Linked DNA regions of Homo sapiens: regions 1 and 2 are each linked to region 3. The links are chromatin contacts, found by Hi-C or POLR2A ChIA-PET in ENCODE. All regions are on one chromosome and are shown on one strand. The core of a region is the stretch at or near the end of the contact, and the rest is flanking DNA. Distances in the headings are between cores, read along the strand shown. Region 1 has its middle 67 kb from the start of ZNF217. Region 2 holds the start of ZNF217-AS1 (ZNF217 antisense RNA 1). Region 3 holds the start of PFDN4 (prefoldin subunit 4).

Region 1 (4,542 bases), core at 169-2,668, 550 kb before region 3:
GAAAATATTAAAATTTCCCGTGATTTTCCACAGTGGCTATTTAATATATATTACATCAAGCAAGCAGGTAAAGAAAAGCAATACTTTCAGGTGTAAATACAGCACCTGGATTGGGTTGATTTTGGTAATTCGGTTTTTTTCCTTAGACAAAGCTAGGTTTTCAAGCCAAACAGTACACAGCTGTAGAAAACAGTCACTTAAAATTTCAAAAGGTTGCTCTGTATGTGTAATTACTATTATTATTATTATTTCAGACAGAGTCTTGCTCTGTCGCCCAGACTGGAGTGCAGTGGTGTGATCTCGACTCACTGCAACGCTCAAGGGATTCCCATGCCTCAGCCTCCTGAGTAGCTCGGTGTAAAATTACAGGCATGTGCCACCACGCCCGGCTAATTTTTGTATTTTTAATAGAGATGGGGTTTCGCCATGTTGGCTAGGCTGTTCTGGAACTCCTAACCTCAAGTGATCCGCCCACTTCGGCCTCCCAAGGTCCTGAGATGACAGGTGTGAGCCACCTTGCCCGGCCCCGTATGTGTAATTATGTATCTACTTTTATTCTTGATGTTGTTTATAAGTACATTCCCTCTTGTTTTTCTTACTCATTCTTACCAATGGACTTAAACTTAATTTTATTGGACTTTACAAAGAATGAGTGATTTTTTTTTTTTTTTTTGAGACGGAGACCCCGTCGCCCAGACTGGGGTACAGTGGCGCAATCTCGGCTCACTGCAAGCTCCGCCTCCCGGGTTCACGCCATTCTCCTGCCTCAGCTTGCCGAGTAGCTGGGACTACAGGCGCCCCGCCCGGCTAATTTTTTGTATTTTTAGTTTAGACGGGGTTTGTTTCACCCTGTTAGCCAGGATGGTCTCCATCTCCTGACCTCATAATCGGCCCGCCTTGGCCTCCCAAAGTGCTGGGATTACAGGCGTGAGCCACCGCGCCCAGCCGAATCAGTGATTTTACTGATCAAAAAGTATTGGTTGTTTTTTATTTATGTGACAACTTCCGCTCTTAAGTTTATGAATTCCTTTGTATATTAGATTATGGAAGTGTCTTTAAGAAATAAATACAATTTTAAAATATCTATCTACAGGTAATATCCACATCTCTATGTCTATCGATAGAGAATAACATTTAGGGAAACGGAGAGGGGAGAGGGAGCTAGAATGGAAAGGGCACCTCACAGATGATTTCTCCCCTAACAAATTTTTGTTTTGTTTTGTTTTGCTTTGAGATTTTACTTTTTTGCAAGAAGAATCTATTTAGGTATTAGTTGAATTTTTCATCGGTCAGGTCCAAAGAACAAGGGGGGGTGGGGAGGGGACGGCGGGAGAGTGTGGCAGGGTGTGGGCGGGGCAGGAAGAAATGGGGGCCCACCCTGAAGGCTTTCTTAGGTCCTTTTCTCAGCCATTTTCCTCCTTCCCCAACCGGAGAATTGCCCCGCGTGTGCAAGGAGCGGCGTGCCTCCACGCAGCAGCAACAACAACAGCCGCGCGAGTGGCCGCAGCGTCCACGCCGCCCGCGAGTGGCCGCAGCGTCCACGCCGCCAGCGCAAAGTCGGTGCGCACAGCCTGGCGCGAGTTCGAAGCTGGAGAGGGCTGTAAAATAGATTGGGGGGCGGGGGAGACCACGTGATTTTCTGGAACGCTGGCTCGCCTCTTTATTTTGATTCTCGAGTAAACTTACAATCCCCAAAATGCGTTGAGGGCATCGGAAAGAGTAAAGTCACGTTCCGCTGGAAAGGATCACTTCTTAAGTTCACATGAACCTATTCTTTGATCCTCCTTCATTGCTGCTTAAGATTTACTTCTCTTTCAAATCAAATAATGTGTTTCTTTCTCATTCTGAGAAAAGCTTTCAAGATGTGATTTCCCTTTTGAAACACTTTGAAGTCTTTCCCCAGCACATCCTTTCTTAAAGGGATTTGGTAAGAGGAGATAGGCCTGGAGGCCAGGGCATTTTAAAGTCACTTTCCAAATACCCTGTGTTCCCTTAAAGAGTCTTGAATTGAAACATCCCAGCTGCTGGAAGACGTTTCCAAATGTGACTCTGTGGCTGCAACACCCTAATGTCTTCTCTCCTAGGACCCTGGTGGGTCATAAAGACAGACAGAGCAGAAAGGAAGCCTTTAGTTTTTTAAGTAAAGCCACTTCCATGGGCTTCCTAAAACAACAAGGATTCTCACATTTAGTTAGTCCTCTCTGTTAGGACATCAAGGGAGAAACAGCTGAAATCCAGGGCTGAACATTTCCTGGCGCGGCTAGATTTGAAGCTTCCAGTATGTGGAGTATCACCTTCATTCCCTCTGGGGGCGTCTATATGGTTTGTGCCAGGTGGGAGCACCTGCCCCGTGGTGGCCAAAAATACTGACAGCAATTCAAGCTTCTCACTTCCGAATGAGATGTTTGTACACGAAGTGACCTTTAATTGTGTCTTAGAAACTCATGTCAGATCAACATGTGGTTTCACTTATTCAGGAGAGGTTATTACATTTCAAGCTGTTTTGTGTTAGTTTTTAGCATTTAAATGAAGTATTTTCTCTTTCATATATTTGATGTGGCTCAAAGAAGCTTGCTTCTTTTTCTTTTTTTTCCTTCATAGATTTTATTGTTTGATTAGATCTTTTTGTCAAGTCAGATCAAAGATGGCTTTTCCTTTCTTTAGGAGAGAGATCTTTTATGAAAACAAATCAATAGAACAGATTTCACAGTAAAGAGGCATTTTGTTTAAAAGATTTTGAAAAGAGGAAAAAGATTACAATGAGGGTAGAAGAGAGATGTTTTTATTTTTGTATTCTATTTGTCTGTCAAAGAGTTAGATGAAAGCAAATACTTTGGCATTCTCAACTTCAGATTTACTGTGGGGAGGCTTTGCAGACTCAGCTAGATAGACACATCCTTATAGAAGAATTCACTTTACCTTTTAGCATCTGGGAATATCCGAGAGCTGGTGGCTCCTCCCTACCTATCCCTGCTCCCTCCTAAGATGATGTAGATGCTGGATTCTTGGCTTTTTGGCATCTTTTTCAGATGAACTCCTTCACATGCTTCAAGAGAAAATGCAGGAGTTTCTAGATAGCATTCATGTTTTTGTAGCAACTTTTAGTTCCCTCTATCCAGGGGCTACCACAGTATATTGAAATGATGTGTTTACTTGGTGGCTATGCTGCTCTTTAGGGGCAGGAAAGGGCTGGTTCACCTTGTCCCTCTCCCTGCTTGTCGGAGCTCAACAAATATTTGTCAATCTGAACTGAACAAAGGCAGAAATGTGGTCAGTATTCCCTGTGCTATTTCTTTTTTTTCTTTTCTTTTTCTTTTTTTTTTTTTTTTGGGATGGAGTTTCGCTCTTGTTGCCCAGGCTGGAGTGCAATGGCACGATCTCTGCTCACCGCAACCTCCACCTCCTGGGTTCAAGCAATTCTCCTGCCTCAGCCTCCCGAGTAGCTGGGATTACAGGCACGCACCACTGTGCCCAGCTAATTTTGTATTTTTAGTAGAGACAGGGTTTTTCTCCATGTTGGTCAGGCTGGTCTCGAACTCCCGATCTCAGGTGATCCTCCCGCCTCAGCCTCCCAATGTGCTGGGATTACAGGCATGAGCCACCGCACCCAGCTCCTTGTGCTATTAAAAAAAGATAATTAAGATTATATTGGGAGTATTTGGCAGTCACCAGGTAAATAACATCTGTAAAACATCATAGATGGAATATATGGATGCCTCTAGACAGCACTTATTATCTCACTCAATATGTGTTTTTCTTATCTGTCTCTTTTTTTAAAATTTTTTTTTTTTTTAATTTTTTGTAGAGACAGTGGTTTCACTGTGTTGCCCAAGCTGGCCTCGAACTCCTGGGTTTAAGCAATCCTCCCACCTTGGCCTCCCAAAGTACTGGACTTACAGGTGTGAGCCACTGCACCCAGCCAGTACCTGTCTCTTCAGCCTAAAATGTCTGCTCCATCAGGGCAGGATTTTGTGGTAAACATTTAGAACAATGCCTGAGACATAGCAATAGCTCAGAAGTTATTTGAAGCAATCTACACATTTCCTCTTTCCCATTTCCGGGCATGATGAAGGGGTAAATTAAGAACAGTCATCCAAATAATTCAAGTAAAAGACAATCTTGAGGCCGGGTGAGGTGGCTCAGGCCTGTAATCCCAGCACTTTGGGAGGCTCAGGTGGGTGGATCACTTGAGGTCAGGAGTTTAAAACCAGCTTGGCCATCATAGTGAAACCCTGTCTCTACTAAAAATACAAAAAATTATCTGGGCATGGTGGTGTGCGCCTGTAATCCCTGCTACTCGGGAGGCTGAGGCAGGAGAATCGCTTGAACCCAGGAGGCAGAAGTTGCCGTGAGCCAAGATCGTGCCACCGCACTCCAGCCTGGGTGACGGATCGAGATTCTATCTCAAAAAAGAGACAATCTTAAGTGATTTGCCAATCCAGAAACCTCAGTTGTGTGGTTGCTACAATTCTCCAGTTGCCTTGGCTGTGAGTGAGGACTTAGGCATCCAGAGAGTACATCATGTATATAATAGTTGATGCC
Region 2 (4,552 bases), core at 652-3,151, 660 kb before region 3:
AAAAAAAAGTTACACTAAGGGCAAGAAACCAGACACAAAAACCACATAATTCCAGTCATATGGAATGCCCAGAATAGGTAAATCCATACAGACAGAAGCTAGATTAGTGGTTGCCAGAGGCTAGGGGAGGGAAGGATGGCGGGTGGTGGCCTAACTGGGCTTCCTTTTGAGACAATGGAAATATTTTGAAACTTGATAATAGAGGTGGTGGTTGCACAACGTTGTCAGTGTACTAACAGCTATTGAATTGTACACTTTAATATAGTTTTTCTTTTTGAATTTTTTTCTTCTTTTTACATATATTTTGTTTATTGGCCTCCAGCTTTGCATAATGTGGTATATTTTATGTTTTGTAAATTTTACCTCAATATAAATAAACATATACATTTTCAAAACATTTTTAAATGTGTGTGATGTTCTGATGAAGAAAACTCAGGCCCTCGAGCCCAGCAGTCTGTTTCCAGTCCCAACTCAGCCATGTGCCAGCTTTTGTGTGTGTGTGTGTGTGTGTGTGTGTGTGTGTGTGTGTGTCATGGAGTTTCTCTCTTATCGCCCAGGCTGGAGTGCAATGCAGCAATCTTGGCTCACTGCAACCTCCGTCTCCCGGGTTCAAGCAATTCTCCTGCCTCAGCCTCCCGAGCAGCTGGGATTACAGGCATGCACCACCACACCTGGCTAATTTTGTATTTTTAGTAGAAACCTCAGGTGATCTGCTCACCTCGGCCTCCCAAAGTGCTAGGATTACAGGCATGAGCCACTGCGCCCAGCCCATGCGCCAGCTTTATAACCTTGAACATGTTCCTTAACCACTCAAAGGCTCAGTTTCCTCACCTGAAAAAGGAAGGATATGTAGTTCCTTTTCTTTTGGTTTTGTTTAGTTTTGTTTGAGACAGGGATCTCATGCCGTTGGCCAGGCTGGAATGCAGTGGTGCGATCACAGCTCACTGCAACCTTGAACTCCTGGGCTCAAGCAATCCTCCCACCTCAGCCTCCAGAGTAGCTGAGACTACAGGCACATGCCACCAGACCTGGTTAATTTTTAAACTTTTTGTAGAGATGAGGTCTCACTACGTTTTCCAGGCTGGTCTCAAACTCCTGGGCTCAAGCAGTTCTCCCGCTTCGGCCTCCCAAAGCTCTGGGATTACATATAGTTCCTTTCCATGAGTTTGTTGTGAAGATTAAACAACACATTTATCACAATTAAGATAGCATCAGGATCAGAGTGAGGGTTTTGTAGCAAAGTTTTTGTTTGGTTTTGTTTTGTTATTTGGAATCAATGGAGCAAAAGCAAACACACACACACACACACACACACACACACACAAACACACACAGAGCCTTTGAAGTGAGACACGCGTTTGAATTTTGGCTCTGCCACCTACAACCTGGACCACATTGGGTAAAGCTGTTTAGACTCTCGAATCCTCAGTTTCCCAGCTCCTTAAGTACAGGATCTCATCTGACCTTCCTCATTAATACTGAATGACTTCAATTTAAGCAACGCCTGCATATATGACTGCTCACTAAAATATTATCTGTTGAGGCTGGCGTGGTGGCTCACTCCTGTAATCCCAGCACTTTGAGAGGCCCAGGCAGGCGGATCACTTGAGGCCAGGAGTTCAAGACCAGCCTGGCCAACATGGTGAAACTCCGTCTCTACTAAAAATACAAAAATTACCCAGGCATGGTGGTGCACACTTGTAATCCCAGCTACTCAGGAGGCTGAGGCAGGAGAATTGCTTGAACCCGGGAGGCAGAGGTTGTAGTGAGCTGAGATTGCGCCACTGCACTCCAGCCTAGGCGACAGAGCGAGACTCCATCTCAAAATTAAAAAAAAAAAAAATCATTGAAATGATAAAATAGAATCTTAACTTTTCCAGTTATTTTACAGGTTATGATAATCAAACATGTGACAACATTAAGCACCCTGGTAGAGGCAAGATTTGCCAGGCGGCTCTCACATACCCCTGCCTCCCACAATACTACCCCCGCCTCCCATGATATGATGAGATGACAAGGCACTTTACCTCTGCATTATACTCCACAAAACCCGTAATCCCAGACAATCATGAGAAAACATCAGACAAACCCAGATCAGCAGACATTCTACAAAACACCGAGTCCTTCCCAACACTGTCCACGGAATGAAAAACAAGGAAAATCTAAGAAATGGTCACAGACGAGAGAAGACTACAAGAGGCATGATGACTGAATGCAAGGTAGGATCCTGGGACAGAAAAAAAATCCCACCACTAATGGGAAAACTAGGGAATTCTAAATAAAGTAACATACCAGTGTTAATTTCTTAGTGTTGACAGATGCATTGTGCTTATGTAAGATGGTAGCACTAGGGCCAGCTGGGTGCAGGGTTGGAACTTGGGTTCGAATTCAGGAACTCTCTGCAATCTCTTTACAACTGTTCTGTGAATATAAAATTATTCCAGGCTGGGCGAGGTGGCTCAAGCCTGTAATCCCAGCACTTTGGGAGGCCAAGGGCAGGAGGATCACTTAAGGTCAGGGATTCGACACAAGCCCAGCCAACATGGTGAAACCCTGTCTCTACTAAAAGTGCAAAACTTAGCCAGGTGTGGTGGCGCCTGTAGTCCCATCTACTTGGGAGGCTGAGGCATGAGAATGGCTTGAACCTGGGAGGCGGAGGTTGCAGTGAGCCAAGATCACACCACTGCACTCCAGCCTGGGTGACAGAGCAAGACTAAAACTTAAAAAAAAAAAAATCCCAAAATAAAAAAGTTTTTTTAAAAAAGTGTGTGTATAGGCTGTGTGCAGTGGCTCACGCCTATAATCCCAGCACTTTGGGAGGCTGAGGCAGGAGGATCACAAGGTCAGGAGTTCAATACCAGCCTGGCCAACATGGTGAAACCCCGTCTCTACTAAAAATACAAAAATTAGCCAGGCATGGTGGCGGGTGCCTGTAATCCCAGCTACTTGGGAAGCTGAGACAGGAGAATTGCTTGAACCCGGGAGGCAGAGGTTGCAGTGAGCCGAGATTGTGCCACTGCACTCCAGCCTAGGCGACAGACTCCATCTCGGGGTGATGGGGGCAGTGGAGGGGGGGGAGTGGGTAGTGTGTGTGTAAAAACATTTTGTGAGCTATAAAATGTAGCCGAGGTGACCTTCCTGTGGCTTCCTGGTCCTCTAATGACCTCTGGCCTGTTGCCACCTCTGCAGCCTGCCAGTCCGATTTGCCTAAAACTAATTCACTGAATAATCAAATATCAAATGATCATTTCACTGACTTTTCCAATTGTGTTTTTAACAGCTTTTTTAAAAGCAAGAATATTTTAACAGCTTTAACAGAAAAGTACAATTTTGATTGCTGATTATGAAATGCAATTGTCTGAATAGTAGCTAACCGAAGCTGATATGCTGTCTGAGAAGCTGCTGGAAGAATCCTGAACATGCTAGAAAGTTGGCAAAATTGAAATCAATACAAACTAAAACGTTCCCTTATGAAGTGTTACTTTTTCCAATCAAAATTCCAACTTTTTTTATTTTTTTCAGACGTAGTTTCGCTCTTGTTGCCCAGGCTGGAGTGCAATGGCCCAGTCTCAGCTCACTGCAACCTCCACCTCCGAGGTTGAAGCGATTCTCCTGCCTCAGCCTCCTGAGTAGCTGGGATTACAGGCACCCGCCACCATGCCTGGCTAATTTTTGTATTTTTAGTAGAGACGGGGTTTTAGCATGTTGGTCAGCCTGGTCTCGAACTCCTCACCTCAGGCAATCCGCCTGCCTCGAACACCCAAAGTGCTGGGATTACAGGCATGAGCCACTGCGCCCAGCCTCCAACATTCTTTATACAGTAGGGTAGGTTTAGCTATTCATGTTCTTCAAAAGCTCTTTTTTTTTTTTTTTTTTTTTTTTGACAGAGTCTTGCTTTGTCGCCAGGCTGGAGTACAGTGGCGTGATCTCGTCTCACTGCAACCTCCGCCTCCCGGTTTCAAGTGATTCTCCTGCCTCCACCTCCTGAGTAGCTGGGACTACAGGCACCTGCCACTATACCCAGCTAATTTTTGTATTTTTAGTAGAGACAGGGTTTCACCATGTTGGCCACGATGGTCTCGATCTCTTGACCTCGTGATCTGCCCGCCTTAGCCTCCCAAAGTGCTGGGATTACAGGCGTGAGCCACCACACCCAGCCTTCAAATGTTTTTGAATAACGTGTTCTATTTTATTTATTAGGCAAATTTTAGTTCATTTTTGTCAATTTCACCAATGGCCTATCAGCCTTGTTTTTGTTTTTCTAAAAATGAATATTTTAATTAAGTTTAATTTACATAATTTTATTTACTACGCTATTTCTCCAGCTCCTACGATGTACTGGGCAGAATGTCATGTGCTTGGCAGAGAGTTATGAACTATGAACCAAACCGAAGTCATCCTTGACCTCCAGGAGTTTGTGGTGTGCCAAGGGCTGAGGGCAAATAAACTGATGCTCACAGCCCTGCAAGTAACAGGAAAGTGGGAGTGCTTCGGGATCAGGCAGGAGAGGAGGCCCTACATGTGGGGGCAGCCACAGCTAAGAAAGAACAGC
Region 3 (4,246 bases), core at 277-2,776:
AACCAAAGAGGAAATTGGGACTTTGAGAAAGGAGGAGGCTTGTCAGGGGCAGTTCTCAAGCTGTGGCCCATGAACCTCGGGGGTCCCTGAGACCTTTTCAGGGATCCATGAGGGCCTCCCTTTCCCAACTACATGATTTGTATGAGGCTGGGGTTTTTCATACCTACAACTAGGCAACTAAACAGTGTATTTGGAGAGACTGAATGCAGAAGTAGACATGAGAATGTAACCTTCCATTAAGCCTGATATTAAAGAGATCAGTGAAAATGTAAAATGATGACAATCTTCTCAATTTATTTTTGTCTTAGAAAATATAGTTATTTTTAAAGTGTGATTTTTATTACCATGGAATGGAGTTTTATATTATTTTAAATGAATTAATAAATACATTTTAAAAATTCTGCTTTAATTTCTAATACAGCAAATATCGATAAATAACCCACATAAACAAAAGTTCTTTGGAGTCCTCAGTAATTTCCAGGAGTATAAAGAGGTCCTAAGGCAAAAAAAAAAAAAAAAATTACTAATTGGGAGACACAAGTGTCAGAATATACAGTAATTGTTCAGTAATATTGCTGTAAATTAATTAATAGGATTGCCTAGTCACAACAGCAAAGGCATGGAATCAACCCAGATGCCCATCAGTGGTGGATAGGATAAAGAAAATGTGGTCCATATACACCATGGAATACTATGCAGCCATAAAAAAGAACAAAATCATGTCCTTTGCAGCAACATGGATGCAGCTGGACATCATTATCCTAAGTGAATTAACACAGAAACAGAAAACCAACCACTCATGTTCCCACTTATGAGTGACAGCTAAACACTGGGTACTCGTGGACATAAAGGTGGGAACAATAAATGCTACGGATTCCAAAAACGGGGAAGGAGGCAGGGGAAAGGGGTTGAAAAATTACCTGTGGGGTACTATGTTCACTACTTGGGCAACGGGATCATTAGAAACCCAAACCTTAGCACCATGCAGTATATCCATGTAATAAACCGGCACACATACCCCCCGAATTTAAATTAAAAAAAAATTACATTAAAAGATAGGAGTACCTCCTTTACACCACCTGAATTATCATGGCACATAAATCTCACACCCTATTTGCCAAGGCCATTCGTTCCTAGCTGTTTTACAGGTAGGTTAGCTTTCTCAATGCAAGTCTGTGGGACGGATGGAGAAAAATTCCCCGAGCCCTTTGATCCTGCCCCAGCTGGGCCCCGCCGCGCTGAGCCTTGGGCGCGCCCCCTGCTGCCCGCGGCCGGAGCCGTTCGCCACACCCCCGTGTTTATGTCGGTCCACGGGGGTTGCCTGTCCCTTTAATTGGCATGTACCAAGTCCTTCCAGGTCACATTTCCTCCCTACGTCCCAGCCGTTTGGACTCACTGGCCAAAAGTCCAAGAGGACGGAATGTGGAGACAGTGTTGTATTTTTGCGGGGAGTTCTAGGCCGACCGGGAGCGAGAGAACGCTCGGGGGCGAAGCGCGCCATTGCGGCCCTCCCCGCCGCCTGCGGTAGTCCAGTCCCAAGATGGCGGCCACCATGAAGAAGGCGGTGAGTGGGGAGCTCGGGGCTCTGGATGCTCGGGCGGCGCCGGATCTCGGCCGCTGGGGCCCGGGCGCGGGATGCTGGGGGTGCGCAGCTCCGAAGCCCGGCGTGGGACCCGAGGCCGAGGCCGAGGCCCTGAGAGCGGTCCCGCGGCAAGGCCTGCTCGCGCCTGGCGCCCTGAGCGTTTTCCTAGGCACCTGGCCAGCCGAGGCGGGGCGCCGGGGCTGGGGCCGGGAGCCTCGAAGGACGCAGGTCCGCCTCCCGCGATGCCGAGGGTGCCCCCGGGGAGTCTGAGGAACCTGCAGCCCCGGCCTCGCCCCTGAGGTGTGGGAAGCCGAAGGTCCCGTTGAGTGTGGTTGGCCTTGACTCGGGCGTTGCACCGGCATGATCGCATTAGCCTCACTGGTTATGGGTAGCTGCTGCTGGGAGCGTGGTTACGGGTGAGGAAACTGAGGCCCAGAGATGGGGAGTCACCTGCCCGAGGTTACGCAGCTCATAACGGGGACAGCAGGTTCCTGCATCCCCAGATTAGCAGGCCCCAGAGACCCTGTGTCCAACCTGGAGCTGCCCATTTCCACGCTTGATGCCCCTGAGTCCTTCAGGCTAAAACCAGTATTTATTGAGAATGGAAGATGTGCCGGGCCCAGCAGCCGGCCGTTTATCTGTTATCCTCCCCGCAACTCAGCAAGTGCAATGGGTTCCTCTCCACTTTGCAGGTAGAGAAACTTAGACACAGAGCAGTTAGAGGCCCTAAAGTGACTCAGCTAGTAAGAAGCAGAGCTGGAGTTCAAACTCAGGTTTGTTTTTGTTTTTCTCAAAGCACGCCTGTGTAACCACTAAGCCGGCTAAACTTCCATGTGGGGTTTTTAATCCCGTGAGCCTTCCCAGATGTGTAAAGATAGTCAGATAGAAGAAAAAGAAAATTGGAGAGGGGGAAGGAGATAACGGCTGATAATTTGGGGAGCTTTACAGTGTGCTAGGTACAGCTGTAAGTTGTTTTGCGTGTATTGTTTATTTTATGTTCTTTGAGGGAGATACTGTTTTTATCCTTATTTAACAATGAGAAAACAGGCGCGGAGGCAAAGCTAGCATTTAAACACAGGCATTCTGACTCCGGAGTCTGTGTTTTAAACTGCTATAGGGGGTCTTTGATGAGAATCTCTTGGCTGGAGGGATTTGCGTTCATTCCACTTTTAAGACCACATTAGAACTTCTTTGCTTTGCCCCTATCCAGTACCACATAGTCTATGCCATCTGTGCCTGGTGTAGGGTGACCCATTGCCCCCTTTTATATGAAATTGAGGGACTGCCAAAAATGGGAAAGCCCCAGCCAACTCAGGATGTGTTGCTCACCCTACTATTCTGCCATCCAAAAATTCTTACTGTGTCCCAGAGTAGGGTCTAGGGCCATGGTGATTCAAAAAAGTATGAAACTTTGTGAGATTCACTTCACCTCTAGTTTGTTAAATTGGGCCCTCTGGTGTTAGGTATGGCCTTTAATTCCTTGGAAGATACTAGTTGTGGTTCACTCCGTTTTATAGGTATGGAAACTGAAGTGCAGAGAGGTGAAGTAAATGGTAGAAGAGGAAATGGCAGAAGAATGATTTGAACCTTGGATTTTGATTGCAAAATTTCTAATTACCAACTTTTTTTTTCCTTTCATTGATTCAGTAAATTTTCGGGGGCACGTAATATGGCGTAGTCTCAGTTTTAAGTGGAGACAACTGTGGTGACCAGTGAGAAAGCTCTTCTCCCCTTAATCTCATAGCCCCAAAGAACGTATGTTCCAGGGCAGAGCAGGCATTACTCAGATAGTCAGACAGAAAACTAGTTTCTCTGATGAGAACTGTGAAGGAAAAGTGCTTATGAAATGAGGGCCAAAATGAGGTCTGTTTTGAGATCAGAGAAGACTTTCCTGGGAAAGTGCCATTTAAGTTGAGATCTGTGAGATTATGTAAGGAAAGGAAGGGAGAGTTGGATAGGGAGCGAAGCATTCTAGAGAGGAGTATCTGCAGAGACTCTGAGTGCATTTAATACAAGGAAGGCCCGATGGCAGATAATCAGGGGAAGAGAGTTTGAGCCATGATGGGAAAAGAACTTATAGAGGGGTAGGTGGTGGCCAAAATATAAAGGAGCTTCTTTAACTTTGGAGGCTTTAAGAGTCACATGATAGATGCAGTGTCCTCCTGTAGATGTTTCCAGTGTTAGGAACAATTCCCGATAGATTAGCTTGCATGTACACTTTTCCCCTTTGCCCTCACTAGGAGAAAACATATGTGTATGCCAGTGAGTGAGAGTGAAACAGAGAGAGATAGCCCTTTGAGTTTAATTAAAAGCAAATCGTACAATCTGGAGTACTTTACGTTTGTAACACATCGTATCTCTCAACTGGTCATGACTTTGCTGGGGAGAGTGTTTAGATGAGATGATTCAGTCCTCTCCTCTCTAGAGTTCTGCCTTCTAAGATCCAGTTCTTGACCATAAGGAGATCTGCACTTTGATTTCTGTTCATTATCCTATATACAAATGTCCTTTCCTCAGAGAGGCTACCTTTGACCTTTATCTAAAGAAGCCTCCTTCACTCCCCAGGCCCCCAAAACTTTCTACTCCTAAGCTGTTTTATTTTCATCATCACGTTTGTCACCATTGAACATTATCTTGTTCATCTTGTTTTTTGCTCTCTTCCTC

The links. Hi-C counts contacts between places; a loop is a spot of excess contacts on that map. ChIA-PET counts read pairs that join two places held with the same protein, here RNA polymerase II (POLR2A). Pooled maps may share reads with other maps.
Region 1: a pooled map shows a loop between it and region 3 (4-fold over the local background). The contact joins the enhancer-like site here to the promoter of PFDN4 in region 3. A Hi-C loop is called at or near these places in 1 of 168 maps with a recorded cell type or tissue (tibial artery) and 3 of 50 pooled maps. POLR2A ChIA-PET finds 5 or more read pairs at or near these places in 4 of 52 experiments (GM12878, HepG2, OCI-LY7 and 1 more).
Region 2: a loop to region 3 is called in a map with no recorded cell type, with 4 times the contacts of the local background. The contact joins the promoter of ZNF217-AS1 here to the promoter of PFDN4 in region 3. A Hi-C loop is called at or near these places in 1 of 168 maps with a recorded cell type or tissue (GM12878), 5 of 37 single-sample maps with no recorded cell type and 5 of 50 pooled maps.

The regions. Positions count from the first base shown.
Region 1 is chr20:53,658,778-53,663,319 of GRCh38, forward strand. No RefSeq gene overlaps it. Among named protein-coding and RNA genes, the nearest start is that of ZNF217, 67 kb to the left of the region's middle. RefSeq lists enhancers at 1,435-1,494, 1,505-1,564, 2,485-2,544. Within about 2 kb of position 1,419, at least 19 of the 41 ENCODE cell types and tissues checked have a DNase peak (open chromatin) inside an H3K27ac peak, as active enhancers do; they include GM12878 and OCI-LY7, where a contact is called at or near this core.
Region 2 is chr20:53,550,869-53,555,420 of GRCh38, forward strand. ZNF217-AS1 (ZNF217 antisense RNA 1) reads left to right here and starts at 1,902. Exons shown (of 6, transcript NR_110051.1): 1 at 1,902-2,219.
Region 3 is chr20:54,206,561-54,210,806 of GRCh38, forward strand. PFDN4 (prefoldin subunit 4) reads left to right here and starts at 1,527. Exons shown (of 4, transcript NM_002623.4): 1 at 1,527-1,564. The coding sequence starts at 1,541. LOC124904937 (a long non-coding RNA gene) reads right to left here and starts at 1,481. Exons shown (of 2, transcript XR_007067669.1): 1 at 1,397-1,481; 2 at 386-496. RefSeq lists enhancers at 924-1,741, 1,282-1,601, 1,742-2,558 and a silencer at 1,592-1,861.